2 separate regions of the Mus musculus genome follow, and region 2 is linked to region 1. A link is a loop called in an ENCODE intact Hi-C map of the cell type or tissue named here. Cell type or tissue: heart. All regions are shown on one strand.

What was found. Peaks named below come from ENCODE experiments on the same cell type or tissue, not always from the same donor. Only the 100,000 strongest peaks of a DNase experiment are listed, where the experiment ranks them.
Region 2: a loop joins it to region 1, with 6 times the contacts of the local background. A loop is called at or near these places in 2 of 42 quality-filtered maps.

The regions. Positions count from the first base shown.
Region 1 is chr1:159,780,392-159,788,391 of GRCm38, reverse strand. The region is part of intron 2 of Tnr (tenascin R); the gene reads right to left. Gm31348 (a long non-coding RNA gene) reads left to right here and starts at 4,309. Exons shown (of 5, transcript XR_001779507.2): 1 at 4,309-4,616. In heart, a CTCF peak has its summit at 4,314 (motif pointing right); no DNase peak of the experiment used is centred here; H3K27me3 peaks cover 336 bases.
Region 2 is chr1:159,286,802-159,294,801 of GRCm38, reverse strand. It overlaps Cop1 (COP1, E3 ubiquitin ligase), which reads right to left. Exons shown (of 20, transcript NM_011931.4): 11 at 5,762-5,897. It also overlaps the pseudogene Pou5f1-rs1. Among named protein-coding and RNA genes, the nearest start is that of Mir1843b, 50 kb to the left of the region's middle. In heart, CTCF peaks have their summits at 4,405 (motif pointing left) and 7,787 (motif pointing left); no DNase peak of the experiment used is centred here.

The sequences.
Region 1 (8,000 bases):
AAGGGGAAGCAGAAAGCAACCAAGAGGAACAGTAGCCTATGCAAACACGGACTTGTGATCTGGACTTGAGCAAAGCACTGAAGTTCTCTATGCTTCAGTTTTCCTGCCTAATTATGTATTTCACGATCACCCAATTGCCTCTTAGACTGTAGCTGAAGGGTAGAGCAGGTCCCTCCTGGCAACAGGTTCCTCCAACCCACAAGGTGGTATTTCCAGGTAGAGCCTAGCTGCTTAATCTCTACTTAGATGCTCCATGGGGTCTTTTGCTCCTCCCCAGGGATTTTAACCCTAGCCACTGGGTACCCAGATCTATCTCTTCAATTCTGTGATCACCACGAGCTCCTACTGCACGTGGGCTCCCGATAGGCAGACTTCTTCAGGCTTCATACTAGACCCACGTGTTTCTGCCTACGTGCTTTTGTTGGTTGCCAGCTACGGATCCACATTCTGGCTTGTACTCTCAGGGTGTCCGGGTGCCGTGGCACACCAGGCTGGAAGGATGAGATGGACCCTGGAAAGAGTGTGGGGATGAAAGGTAGGGGGCGGGGCTGGGGAGAAAGCCTTCTCTGATTATCTTCAGTGAGACTGCTTGTATATATACACTTTATTGAGGTAGACAAAGCTACATATGAACCTTGGAGTGTGGGGAGGAATTTTCAGGGTGAATATAAATCATTGGCTAGGGTTTTTTGCTTTTTTGTTTTTTTAGATATTTTCTTTACTTACATTTCAAGTGTTATCCCCTTCCCTGGTTTCCCTTCCGAAAACCCCCATCCCATCAACCGTCCCCCTGCTCACCAACCCATCCACTCCAGTTTCCCTGTCCTGGCATTCTCCTACACTGGGGCATCGAGCCTTCACAAGACCAAGGGCCTCTCCTCCCATTAATGTCTGACAAGGCCATCCTCTGCTACATATGCAGCTGAGCCATGGGTCCCTTCATGTGTACTCTTTGGTTGGTGGTTTAGTCCCTAGGAGCTCTGGGGGTACTGGTTGGTTCATATTGTTGTTCCTTAGCTCCTCCATTAGGGACCCTGTACTCAGTCCAGTGGTTGGCTGAAAGCATCCACCTCTGTATTTGTTAGTCACTGGAGACAGCTATATCAAGCTCCTATCAGCAAGCTCTTGTTGCCATTCATAATAGTGTCTGAGTTTGTTAACTGTATATGAAATGGATCCCCAGGTGGGGCAGTCTCTGGATGGTCATTCCTTCAGTCTCTGCTCCAAGCTTTGTCTCTGTATCTCCTCCCAGGGGTATTTTGTTCTTCCTTCTAAGAAGAACTGAAGTATCCACACTTTGGTCTTCCTTCTTCTTGAGCTTGATATTTTCTGTGAATTGTTTCTTGGGTATTCCAAGCTTCTGGGCTAATATCCACTTATCAGAGAGTACATACCACATATGTTCTTTTGTGATTGGGTTACCTCACTCAGGATTTGCCTAAGTATTTAATGAATTCATTGTTTTTAAAAGCTTCATTGGCTAAAGAAACATGAATGCTTCACTTCTATGGGAAGGCATTCCAGGAATTTCAGTTACTTGCTGGGCACATTCTTATGGAGGTGGGCGGAAGGAAATTGAACATAGGTCTACCCAGGACTATGTGACCTTCCTCAGGTAGAGGGTATGGGGTCCAGGTCCCCAGATAAAGTCAGAGATGGGGAAGCCCTGTTGGACAAGGGAGTCTGCCATCTTGCCATGAGCTCAGAGGAGCTATGCAGACATGATAGAAGACTGCAACCTTAAGTAGCAGGGTTTCCTAACAGCCCCGCCCTGCCCTTGATTCCCAGCTAAATCAGAAGCCCTGCTCCTGCCTAGTATTTGTCTCCTCTAAAGAGGCAGAGTCTGAGGTGTAGGTTTCTCTGGGCATGCATGGGCTGACCCTCAGAGGCAGTACTGAGGTGGGGTCTGCTAGCACGTAATTTAACCAGCAGCACCACTACCATCATAGTAGTAGGGGTCTGTGGTGTGGAGGGCTGGTGAGGAGAGAAAATGCAGCCATTCCTATGAGTAAGGCCTCCCTCTATGCTTGACTAGTTCATATAGCTATAGTGTCTCTTTCCCCTTCTCCAGATGCTGTAACACATCCAAGGTCCCTTACTGAATACTGGTATCGTGCCATTTAGACTTTCAGTCATCAGAATCAGAAGATAAATAAACTTCTTTGTTTATAAAGTCACAAGGCTTCAGTATTTTTGTATAGCAACACAACATGGACTAAGACATCTTCTGATATGCTTTGTGACTAGAGGGTTCATTTGAAAACACTCCCAGCTGCTGCAAATAGATACATTTTCCAGTCATTTCTGATCCGTATTATAAGGCTTGTTAATTTTGGAAGCAGCATCCTCATTGACAAATATCTCTTAATCCCAATGGATAGGATTCTGGTGAGATTCTAGAGAGGGAATGTATTCCTTTTATCTTTGCGCTCATCATCATCATCATCAGAAGGTCTAGTGGTCACAGCAGCCAGTAGACCATGTCGGGGAAGAGCAGGCAGGCTTGGTCACAGGTACTCATCTGCTCATGTGGACTACAGTCCCTTGGGGCCCTTTTCCTGAGCTTCTTCACAGTGGCACCAGGACTGACATCGACCTGTGGACTTCCACTCATGTTTGGATCAATCTTCAGCCTATTCTCCTGTTGCATGGGCAGGACTTGAAGTGCCCTCAAGGCTGTGCCCATGAATGAAACTGAGTCATCAGTGCCATTCAACTGCCCCAGAGAATACAGTGCATGGAAGGAAGTGTTGAGTGTGAGTCCTGAGTGTGGGAGCTGAGCTGCCTCCACGGCCCTCATGGGTTCTGTAAAGTTTGCTCCACCTTTGCATCAGAGTGTTAGACTAATGCTCATATTCTGCCTAGCCCCTTGCTGAGTATTGCACAGGACATCATAGAACCCTGTGCTAACCAATAATTCAGAGAGGAGTTCAGCCCACCGGAAGAGTTCCCAGTAACCAACTGATTTCTGAAGAGCTAGACAAGAAGATCTTGCAGGCTCCCAGAACAAAGAAATGATGAGATAGAAGTGAGAATTACCCCATCTGATCAGTAGACACTGTGTATGAATGGATTGCTATACCCCCTAAAGTGTGCAGTTATTAAATCTTAATTAAAAATTAAATTCAACTACATTTAAAAAATCATTCTGGTAAATGAGTTTGAACCCAGAGCTCATCCCTAAAGCACTGTTATACTGTCTTCTCTCTGATGTCCCTCTTTTCTCCAATGTCTAGTATTCCAATTATCCTTTCCCACACCCTTGAATCTCATTGTAGTACCTTATGCTGTGACAAGGAAAACCTTAGGCCATTTCTATTAGTGCATTTCTGCTAGTCCATCAGCTCAAACTCACATGGTCCTGTATTTGTTCACCCCAAGGTTGCTTCTTTCTGGTATATTAAATCAATCTCTGATATAGTGCTAATGATTGTTAAGGAATGTTCTTCCTTGAGCTGAAAAATCCTCTGTACTGTCCTGTGGACAACCTTACTACCAGGAAAATGGGATTTGCAAATTTAAGGCATTGTGTCTGGACCACTGAAGTTGGAGATCCATCCCATAATCAGCTTCCAAATGCTGACACCATTGCATACACTAGCAAGATTTTGCTTTAAGGCATTGTGTCTGGACCACTGAAGTTGGAGATCCATCCCATAATCAGCTTCCAAACGCTGACACCATTGCATACACTAGCAAGATTTTGCTGAAAGGACCCAGATATAGCTGTCTTTTGTGAGACTATGCTGGGGCCTAGCAAACACAGAAATGGATGTTCACAGTCAGCTATTGGATGGATCACAGGGCCCCCAATGGAGGAGCTAGAGAAAGTAACCAAGGAGCTAAAGGGGTCTGCAACCCTATAGGTGGAACAACAATATGAACTAACCGGTACCCCGGAGCTCTTGACTCTAGCTGCATATGTATCAGAAGATGGCCTAGTCAGCCATCAGTGGATAGAGAGGCCCCTTGGTCATGCAAACTTTATATGCCTCAGTACAGGGGAACGCCAGGGCCAAGAAGTGGGAGTGGGAGGGTGGGGGAGTGGGTGGGGGGAGCGTGTGGGGGACTTTTGGGATAGCATTGGAAATGTAACTGAAATAAATACCTAATTTAAAAAAAAGTATCAATGCGTTTATAAAATTTTTACTTACACAAATGTATGTGTATATGATGTATATGTATATGATGTATATGTATAAATAGGCAGAATAAGGACCCATCTTCATAATATTCTCCACTCTGCTAATCAATAAATGTTTTTATGCTTCAGAGTAAAAAAAAGAATCTGGCAATACAGGACCTGGGCAGTAGGGGCCGCTGTTCACATTTGCCCACACCCATGGTAGGGCGAATCACAGAGGGAAGCGCCTGAACATGGAAAATCCTGGCTCTGAGATGAACATCAGGGTGCTTCTCATTAACCCCATTTAGAGGGGTTTGCCGGCACAGATGAGCAATTGCTCTCCGTGGGTTGGAGAGAAGACTGAAGGTTTCCTCAGGCCTTAGAGGAGCAGTATACAGAAGACCTGCACAACAAATGATATACAATTCAGTATATCTATTAGGCAAGAGCCTGGCCAAAGTTTCTACTAATGGGTGCCTCCAATGGAGAGGTAGGTGGCTGAGTAGGGTGGAGGGTGGCTATTTGCTACATGTTCTTTGGCACATCTTTCAGATGGAGTGCAGTTAGATGACAGTGTTCTAAACCACCTTGAAGTTTCTACCATTTACTATGGCGGTTCAGGCAGACATCAGTGAGCCAGGATTAATTCAAAACATTTGCAAGGAGCAAGCATGCTCTTCCACCTCAAAAGTACTGTCCTACTGATCCTGTTGGGAATGGGACTATGTCTGTCTTGTGTGACATTCCTCTGTATTAGGGCCAACTGACCTGTCTGGCACAGCCTACCTTCCAACCCTTCTCTACTCGAGGGTCTCCTGCTGTGCGGGAAAGAGCCCAAAACAAACATGGAAGTTTCAGCATCACACACCAACAGTGAAGGGTTTGTTGTTCGTCATATATGTTGTGACCTCTTTAGGGACAATAGCTATTGTGTTTTGTTCATCCTTGGGGGCCAGTGCTGGGTAAAGGAGCAGCCATCAACACCTGTCTGATTAGTGGAAGAATTGATGAATGATGTGCAGTGGGGTGTCCTGTGGTGATCTCAAGGAGCAGCTACAATGAACAAGGTAGAACTGGTCTGGTATTCAACTGTCACATTGCTTATGTCTCCCAGATAGAGGAAGGCTGAAGGAGAGGAAAGAGCTTTCCTCACACTAGTTCTGTTGCCTTTGCTCCGACAGCTGGAGGCAACGGACCCTTCATTCCTGTCCTAATATAACAAACCACAGTGAGTTTTACTCCTGTTTGTTTTGGGCTTATGCATGCACAACAGGGGACCCTTAACGGCTATCCAACTTGTGCCTTATTAAATTTAGCAAGATAAAATGAATTGCACGAATCATAAGTTTATATGTTGCTGTAGGCTAATGAGGAAAATGCTGATTAAAGTTTACTCAACAAAGAACAGTAGCACTTTTCCTTGAGCCTGTGAAACCTAAGAGCATGCTGAGATGACACAGCAAGAACAGAAGTGTCTAGAACCACGCTTAGCATGTGTTAGCTGGGTGTATGAATGAATGAACTAGCTAGGAACCAGGCATTCAATGAAGCTTCCTCTGCTCCCTTCATAATTGATTGTAGAGTCAAATACAGTAGAAATTCTCTAAGGTTCAATAAATTATGGTGTTAGCACCAAGGCAGCTCAAAGCCTGTTGTTCTCTGTTGGCCCTGTATATGCACCAACACAGCTGAGAGAGATACAAGGGACTAACCTGACTGAGGCCTTCCATTCCACACTCTCCTGTAGAAACCTTCCAGTCGGCTTTACAGATCACATTTTGTTTTCTCCCATGAGAAGAGAAAGAGGATAATTGTTTTGAACTGAGTTAAGGATTACCCGTGACTCAACTCCTTTGGGACTCATTTCACACTCACCCCCAAGCATTTCATAAACACTTTGCAGAGGGAAGGGGCTAAGTTCAATGATGACCCTCAAAGGCCTTGCAGTCCACCAAAGAAGTAGGCAGATCAGATTTAAAAAACAATAGCCACAGTGACTGTTACCAGAGAGTATGCAGGGAAGGGATACTTGATCTGCACTGGCTCAGGTGAGAGGTTGCTGAGAAAGAGACTTTCAGTAGTTAAAGAAAGGGAGAGAGAGACTGGGCTGAGTCTTGGGATGAGTTTAAAGCCTATTTTAGGGGTCCTATAAGAATGTTGTGAGGCAGGGAAAGGAGCCCTGGAATGGGAGGTTCACTTGTAAAGGACTAGAGGCCTGTTCACAGGTTTGCACATCAGTGTGGCTAGCACACAGCAGGCAAGAGTAGGTGTTGGGTAAATATCCCAGGCTAAAGAAAGAAGGGGTGAGCTGGCATTTAGGGTTCATCTGGTAGGACTTCATGATGTAGGATCCCAAATTTAGAGACCCCCACTCTAGTCCAGGAACAGGAAGCACCCACGAACACAAGAATCCTCTCTTGTTGCAAGACGCACGAGGTTTTATTGGCAGAGCTCTGGGCTGACAGGTACCTCGTGCAGGAGGCAGGGGAGTCGGCCCTGAGGCTCGTAAGCTAGGGGTTTTTAAAGAAGCAAAGGAATTTGACAAAGGCACGGGATTGATTCATTAACAGAAAGATTACATGTCAGCAAAAAGGGGCATCAGAGCTTTGTTCCGGTGGGCTTGGGGCTTATCTTTGTTCACATAACAACCAGTTGATGTATATGACTTTACTCGGTGCCAAGGGGTAACAGAAAGGAGATTCCGGCCAGATGGTGTGAACTTTAGATAAGATGACCCTGCCTTTCCTCGGATTGAGGGGAGATTCCGGTCAGATGGTGTTAGCTTAGATAATGTAGCCCCATTTGTCCTTGAATACCTTTTCATCTTTATGGCCAAGATATTCTTAGGAATGCCTTATCAACAGCCCTGCCTTGGCATGCCTGGGGGCTTGTTCTGCTTTGTTCTCAGTCCCAGATCGGGGCTGTGGGCTCCTAAACAAGTTACAATATTTCATCTTCCTTCAATGACTGATGGAAAGGTGATGCTATCAGATTTAATTCTCTGTACCCAGATGAGCAATGTTAGGATGATGAAGTTTGAAGCTGAGGGTCAAGGCAGCTAGATATGGCAGATATGTGTTCTTTGCTACGTACTCAATTCTCAAGCTATGGGCTCCTGGTCCTGCCTTTGGGCTGTCAAGTGCACTCTACCTACTGAGGTGGTTGTCTATGCTGAACACACATGGCTGTCAGGGGTTTTCTGCAGGTTCCCAGGGCTCTTTCCTATCTCAACCCTTTTCCTATGGGAACTTCACTGGCCTGTGAGCCCCCAAAGCAGTGGTTATCAGCCTTCCTAATGCTGCGACCCTTTAATACATTTCCTCATATTGTGGTGAACCCCAACTATAAAATTATTTTGTTGCTACTTTATGGCTGTAATTTTGCTATCATAATGAATCATAATGGAAAAAAATCTGCATTTCCCAGTGTTCTTAGTCAGATCTAGTGAAAGGGTCTTTTGACTCCCAAAGGGACCCACAGGTTGAGAACCATTGCCCTAACGGGCACTCATCTCACTCATTTTATTCAAATATATGTTAAAGATACTTGAGAAATAAGCACATTACTCAAATAAATGAACAGGTAGACAGATGTGTGAAGTCTCTTCCTTTCCTCGAAGATTTGTTTATCTATTGGTCAAATGAAGTCGACCTCAATGCTTCCTTTCTCATCAGGAAACTTTCCCCTCAACTGTCTAAAACCCACAAGTGTACCGAGTGTACCGCTTATCCTCCATCTTGCCCCACACACCCTCTCTACCCATGTACTTCTCCTCTGTCTAGTCCTCTCTCTGTTCCTGACTGCACGAATCTCTCCTGCCAGTTTGTCATTCTATCTCTTTTTTTTTTCCTCTTGGTTTTCTAGCTGGTGATTT
Region 2 (8,000 bases), 490 kb after region 1:
ATCATAAACTATACATATTTTAAATCAGTGGTTCTCAACCTGTTAGTCGAGCCCCCTTTGGTAGTCAAACAATTGTTTCACAGGGGTTGTCGAAGACCACCAAAAACCACAGATATTTATGTTATGATTCGTAAAGTAGCAAAATTAAAGTTATGAAGTAGCAATGAAGATAATTTTTGGTTGGGAGGCACCATAACATGAGGAACTGTATAGTAAAAGACTGCAGCATTTTAGGAAGGTTGAGAACCACTGGTTTAAATCAATTCTGTGAAAAACTCACCTCTTCTATACATAGTTCAAATGAGATAGCTATGAAGTGCTTATGTGCATGCATAAAGCCCAAACATAGCAGAAAGCCCATAGAAAGCAGAAATCAGGTTAAAGATTTTCTGAAGATCTATTTATTGTCTTAGTTAGGGTTTTATTACTATAAAGAGACACCAAGACCAAGATAACTCTTATAATATTCAGTGCATTAACATCAGGGCGGGAAGCATGACAGCATGCAGGCAGACACAGTGCCAGAGGAGGAGTTGAGAGTTTGACATCTGGATCCAAAGGCAGCCAGGAGTAGACTCTCTTCTACAGGCAACCAGGAGGTTTTTTTTTTTTTCTACTGTGTGTCCCAGTCTTTATTTAAGAACAAAATGATGAGTGACAGACAGGCCAGGCTCCTGATCAACAGCATCACTGAGCTTCTTTCCCCATCCCACCCCCCACCCCTGTTGTGCTTTTAATCCCTCCTCAGTAAAAGAATTTAACCCCAAAGCTCCAGGTTCTCTTGTCTACCTCCCTTGCCTTGGCTCACAGCATCCCCAGGGAGGGCTGGTGCCTCAGTTTGAATGCATGGGAGAGCCCAGAGCAGTGACGGGAACAGAGGGAAAGGCCTCGCCCTCAGGAAAAGGGACTGAGTAGAGTGTGGTGAAGTGGGGGCTTCCATAGCCTGGGGTGCCAAAGTGGGGACCTGGGGGCAGAGGAAAGGATACAGCCCCCCCTGTCTTCTACACTGGGTGAAACTTGAGCATACGGCCTCCAAGCCCACCTGCACAGAGATGACCTTTATCTAACAAGGCCACACCTACTTCAAAACAAAGCCACACCCCTAATAGTGCTACTTCCCATGGGGCCAAGCATATTCAAACCATCACATTCCACTCCCTGGCCCCCATAGGTTTGTTCAAACATGGAAGTTACAGGGGCCATACCTAGCCACAGCATAACGCAAATTACATTTTGTCCAATTTTAAAGTCCCCATAGCCTATAGCAGTCTCAACAATGTTAAAAGTTCAAAGTCTCTTCTGAGAGTCATCCAATCACTTAAGAGTAATTTTGTATAAAAGCAAAATCAATAACAGATACCATACTTTAAACATCACAGGATATACACTACCTTTCCAAAATGCCATAGTGAGGAAATAATGGACCAAAAACAAGACCAAAAAATGAGCTGGGCAAATTCCAAACTCTGCATCTCCGTGTCTTATGTCCCACTCCTTTCAGCTTTGTTGACTGCAACACAAATCTTTCTCTTGGGCCATTTCCACTCCCTGTCAGCAGCTTTCCATAGCAGGTATTCCATGGCACTGGCATCTCTAAAATCTTGAGGTATCTAAGGCAACTTCAACTTTACAGCTTCTTGTTCCAGTGTCTGTGATCCACACATGATCTTCTGGGCTTCTCCAAAGGGCTTGGGTCACTTCTCTAGCTCTGAGCACTCTAGGCACTGGTTGACTCCACTCCACTGATGCTAGTATTCTTGGTGATCATCACATGGTACTGCTATCTCCAATTTTCTGTAATCTTCCACGGCAATCAGGCTTCACCAATAGCCTCTCATAGGCTCCCTTCATGGTGCCAAGCCTCAACTCCTTTGCATGACCCCTTCCTGGGCTGTCAACTGCAACTGAGGCTGCACCTTCACCAATGGCCTTCCCTGGCCTCTCAGTGCCAAGACTCAGCTACTGTCCATGACCCCTTCATGGCGTCAAAACCAGTACCACCTGGATGATTCTTGTACATCACCAAGTCCAGCTGTAGCAGATATAACCTTGGCTTATCTCAGGAACACAGCTTCTTTGAGCTCTCAGAAAACACTCCTCAGAAGACTCCACCTCAGTGATGCTGGTCTCTACTAATTTCTTTTCTTGAGCTAATCAGCATCTATTATCCCAGTACCTCCTTCTACTCTTGACTGAAACCAGAGCCACATGGCTGAAGCTGCTGAGTTCTGCTGCTTCGTGGGATTGGAACATGTCCTCACTCCACCACCATCTTGTTTTATCACCAGCTTTCTGTTTTTCAACACTTTTCCTGCCTAAGTTTGGCTGTCCTAGAACTTGCTCTGTAGGCTGACCTTAAACTCAGAGATCTAATGCCTCTGTCTCCTGAGTGATGGGATCAAAAGTGTGTACTAAGTAAGCTTTTCTAACTTGGACCTTGCTCACTTCCAGGCTGACCTGGGACTCAAGGAATCTGTTTGACTCTGACCTTGGAATTAAAGGCATGTACCACCATTCCTGGACCTAAGATGTTCATGGTGACTAGACCTCAAGAGCCTAGCACAGATGTCTCCTTCATTTTTAGATTGTAGTTCCTTCCTGATTAAAAGTCCAAACGAAAACAATAACCAGGTCAAAATAAAGCCTAACATGATATAACTATCCCTTATTCAATGCAAGCACACAAACAATAAGCTTACCTGCAAGGGATCTTGCCCTTTAGTCACCACGCCCTTCATGCCATTTAATATCCTTGAACACAGGATTTAGCTCCAGTTTACTTTCTGGTACGGCTTTAATCTTTCAACCATATATTTTGTATTTTTCCTTTCTAAGCTTACTATGCTTGATCAAAATGTTCTTCATGAAAGTAAAGCAGAGGGCAAAGTCTATGCTGGACTTTTTTTGACTTCCTTTGTCAATGAAATTAATCCAAATCTCTTTACCTCTTCAGATGAGAGCAAAAATCAGCTGTATTCTTCACCAAAATAGCACAAAAATCTCTAGGTTGTTACATACTAAAATTCTTCTCCTCTGAAATTTCTTGAGCCATGCCTATCAAGATCTAATCACCCCAGCACCAGTGTCTTCCATGCTTCTACTAGTAGGGCCCAATAATTCACACTTAAAGTATTCCTCTGCTTTACAAAGTCCCAAAATCCACACTCTAAACAAAAACATGGTCAGGCCTACAACAGCAATTACCCCAGTCCCTATTAAACTGTACCTCTGAAACTATAAGCCAGTGTCAATGAAATATTTGCCTTTATAAGAGCTGCCATGCTCATGGTGTCTCTTCATAGCAATAAAATCCTAATCACGACATCTACTAAGCAAATTTTAAAACTCATAAGCATTCTTCAATAAATAATACATTACAATATTACTCTGGGTGAACACTGAAGGTTATCAAAAACAATCTTTGTAAACATCTACTATAAAACAAAGTTCAATTCCAATAGTTTTAGCAACTAGTTGAACACCACACAGTATAAATATTAAATTGAAACTCTAAAACATTCATTATGAAATGCCAGTTAGAAAAGATAGAAACAGGAGCATAAAGGACCTAAAAAATGCACTACTTTGTATTTTTACCAGTATCTCACTTGAAACTTTAGTCCCTGGGCCCTGATGTGAGCAACCGAGCACCATAAAGGTGCGGGGGGGTGGGGGGGGTGGGGGTGTTCAAATCTAAGTTCTATCCACAGCACAGTGTGTTGATCCTAGCCTAGTCATACTTCCCCTTATTTCAACTTCCTCTCCTATAAAATAGGATTGACCACAGTATCTTAAACTAAATATGAAGTAGCAAAAATAATAATCCACAGCATGAGGAGCTGCATCAAAGGGTCATGATATTAAGAAGGTTAACAACCACTGTACTATGTACAGGGATGTAAAATTCAAATCAGAAATTCATGAAGCAGCACTACTATACACTGAGATAGTTTAAAATATGCAATTTCAAACCAATCCTCTCTGATGGCACAGAAAACAACATGTAAAATGTGGTGTGACTGGGCTGGAGAGATGGCTCAGTGGTTAAGAGCACCGACTGCTCTTCCAAAAGTCCCGAGTTCAAATCCCAGCAACCACATGGTGGCTCACAACCATCCATAATAAGATCTGACTCCCTCTTCTGGAGTATCTGAAGACAGCCACAGTGTACTTTCATATAATAAATCAATAAATCTTTTTTTAAAATGTGGTGTAACTACCATATTTAAGGAAAAAGTAGGAAGTGTTTTTCCATAAGTTGTTGTTATTAAGACCATATAATAATCAAGAGAATAAATCTGGACCAGCCACCCAATTCCAACCTTGTCAACTATCTAACAGAAGAGATTGCACAAAACATGAGAGATAGCACAAATAAATGCTGCCACCTTGTGGACTAATGGATCTGGTATAATATCCACATAAGCAAAGAAAACAGGAGATTTATTCAGTTTAGTATTTTTCTTTTCAGAAAATCTAGTTTCAGTGCAATAAGGTAATTGGCACAGATATTATGCAATTTTATGGTAATAATATTAATAATTTGTTCTGGCCAACATTGTTTTAGTGTTTTTTAAGCCCATTTCATTAGAAGAAATCAAAGCTTAGAATGAATTACCAATATCCTTCAAAGTACAAAAAGGAGTCACTAAAATTATGAAAGTCTCAAAGCTCCTTCTTTCTTTCTTGCTACCTATTAGTCTTCATTTCTTCTGTGGGTATAATAAACTTAAAAATTTGGAAATATTTCATTAAGAAATGTTAATTTGATATAATTGGGAGAAAATAAAAAAGGCTAATTAACCGTAACAATTAAGTACATCTACTTAATTTGTAAAATTGTAATGTAAAATATTTAAATGTAAATCATCTCTTTGAATGTCTACTGAAAATAGGCTAAATGTAATACAGCCTGGTGGTTTTACAATGTTCATTATTTTATGAAATGGAAAATTGTATATAGTGAGAAGTTTGTTTTTTTTTTTTTTTTTTTCCCGAGACAGGGTTTCTCTGTAGCCCTGGCTGTTTGTAAGCACAGGCACATGTGTGCACATGAGCATATCTGCATGCAAAAGTCAGAGGTCAACTTTGAATGCCATTCTTCAAGTACTGTCTATCTTCTTTTGAGGCCTACAAAACAAGGCAGTAGCTCGAAGATCTCCCTCAACAGCATGAGCATAACAAGCGAGCACTACTATGCCTGGCCTTTATTTCACATGGGCTCTGGGTATCAGACTCAGGTTCATCTCTGCTTTTAAGGCAAGCAATCATTTGCTGTTTTGTACCACCAGCCCCAGAATATGTTTCAAAAATACACTGTCAGTCTCTGCTTTGTATATTTTTATTTAGACTACCTACAGCTATCTCTCAAATTAAGTTTTTATTACTGTATACTAGTTGTACAAGCTATAGAGTGAACTTTGATCATATTCTTATATTCCATGGAAAGCTTTACTGGAGAATCAAACATTAATATTCAGAAAGAAATATACTAGTTCTATACAGACTTGCAAAATTGAAGGAAGGACGTAAAGAGCACCTTCCATCATTACACTCAGACGTCAGATATAAAGAGAAACTGCCACCTCCTGTCAGATGGATGCTACTGAGCATTCTAATTTGCTAGCTCCGAGTAACTGGGAGGCAATGTAGCTTGCAAATTCCAAGACTCAAAGACATGTTATAGCTGCTTCTCAAATTTAGTAAGTTTTCTTATACTTTTTAATAAAAGAACACAGTAAGAGCAGTGGCAAACACTTACCTAGAAACTATGCTGGAACCATTATAGAGATCACTAGCATAAGACAATGTGGCCAACGGTCTTACTGAGTTGTATCGAGTAAACTTGGACAAGCATTCTTGAAATTCATCTAACTGGCTTGCAGTTCTACTGTCATCTGGGTCAGAAAAAAAGCAAATTAAATGAATGACACTATAAAGGAAGCAAAGAACAATATCCTCATATTAAAAAATTATTTTTAAATAAAAAGTATTTTTGAAGATTTTTTTAAAAAGCAGTATGCTCAAATTAATTAGGTGATCTTTTAGCTTTAATAAAAATGGTCTAGGAATTCACTGAAACATCTTTGTATTCCAATAAAGTATAAAGGCGATCTCCTCTAGTTTTAGCACTGATTTCAAGGGAAAATAAAACAATGAGAAATCTTCTCATGAACATAAATCTTTCATTAAAATCAGATCCCAGCCATCAGCACTGATAGTAACTGCTGGAGGAAGATCTACATGTGGTTAGGTATTCGTTAGTTTAACAAAGTTTGTTTAGAGGGATGTATACTTATTCCACATTTATGATCAAAGCAAAATTATACAGTACATATTAGGTAAATAATTGAATTATTTTAATTCCTATTCTCAGTCATAGGTACAAAACTGTAATGTATAAACTGGTGATTCTCAAAGACAACAGTAATGACATCACACAAGGTCCCTGTGAGTTAACTATTTAAAGTTAAGCCATCTGAGGTTTAAATCGTAACATTAATGTACCAAGTAGTTGTCAACTTATCTATTCTTTAATACAGAGGCATGCTTGAAGTAAAGCACAATTACAATACTCAATTTTTCAAGGCAGTTGGAAATCTGCATTTTAAACTTTTCCAAAAGAACTAAAAACACAAAACAAACAAAAACTACAACATACAATTATTTACATACAATTATTTACATTAGTGCCCTAAGAGATTAAAATGTTAAATTATTTATTTTAATGTATTTTCTATAACTTTATTTTTTTCTCATCCATGTGCACACAGCATTTTCATCATAAACTTTTCATGATTCTACTTAAACTTATTATCTGAAGAAACGATAGACAAAATTAAAATGCAAAAAGTACTAGATGACACAAACCATTTTTTTAAATATCTGAAAACTTATTTGGTATGATAAAATTTATCTACTAATTATAATAAAAAAATTTTTGAAGAAAATAAATTCTGGCTAGAGAAAGTACCCAAGGAGCTAAAGGGGTCTGCAACTCTACAGGAGGAAGAACAATATGAACTAACCAGTACACCCCAGAGCTATGTCTCTAGTTGCTTTTGTAGCAGAGGATGGCCTAGTTGGCCATCACTGGGAGGAGAGGCCCTTGGTCTTGCGAAGATTATATGCCCCAGTACAGGGGAATGCCAGGGGCAGGAAGCAGGAGTGGGTGGGTTGAAGAGCAGGGCGGGGGGTGGGGTTAGTAGACTTTCGGGATAGCATTTGAAATGTAAATGAAGAAAATATCTAATAAAAAACTATTTAAAAAAAGAAATTCTGACAGATACTTCATAAATGCTCAGATTTAGGCAGTCAAAATTCATCTAGCAACCTGGATTAAAGGGATCCAAATAAGTAGTGTTTTTATTCTAAAAAGACCTAACCATCATGCACTATCCCAAAGGAGATAAGATCATATTCCAGAAAAATTACACTGAGAAAGTTCAATAGAATATAAATAAAACTGAGTTACAAGGGCAGGCAGCCACCAAAACTAACTACTGCAGTGTTGTGGATATGATAATTGAAACTGTGTATCTTCATTTGTAATCCTTCTACTAAGAGTTATTTAAGATAGTAAGTACTGGCATGACAAGTCCTTTACTTGTTCAGAAAAATTTTTTAATTTAAGACTTCTGAAAACCATTTGTTTCTAGTGTAAATGCAATCCTAGCTGGAGATGGCTCAGATATTAAAAGCACTGGCTACAAATGACTTGGGTTCTGTTCTGGTTCTGTTTACAACCATCTATAATTACAGTTACATAGGATCTGGCGCCCTCTTCTGACCTCCATAGACACCAGGCACACACAAGTGGTACAGAGAAGAATGTACCCAAACATTCATACATGTAAAACAAAACAAACCTACAAAAAAAGGTACTTATTTTAGCATCTAAATGTATACCAATTGTCATTGCTATCTGGTTATAAAGAAGGCTTGGATTTTGTTGGTTCAGCTGTGTTAAGATCAACATCTATATACATCTGTTGGCATGC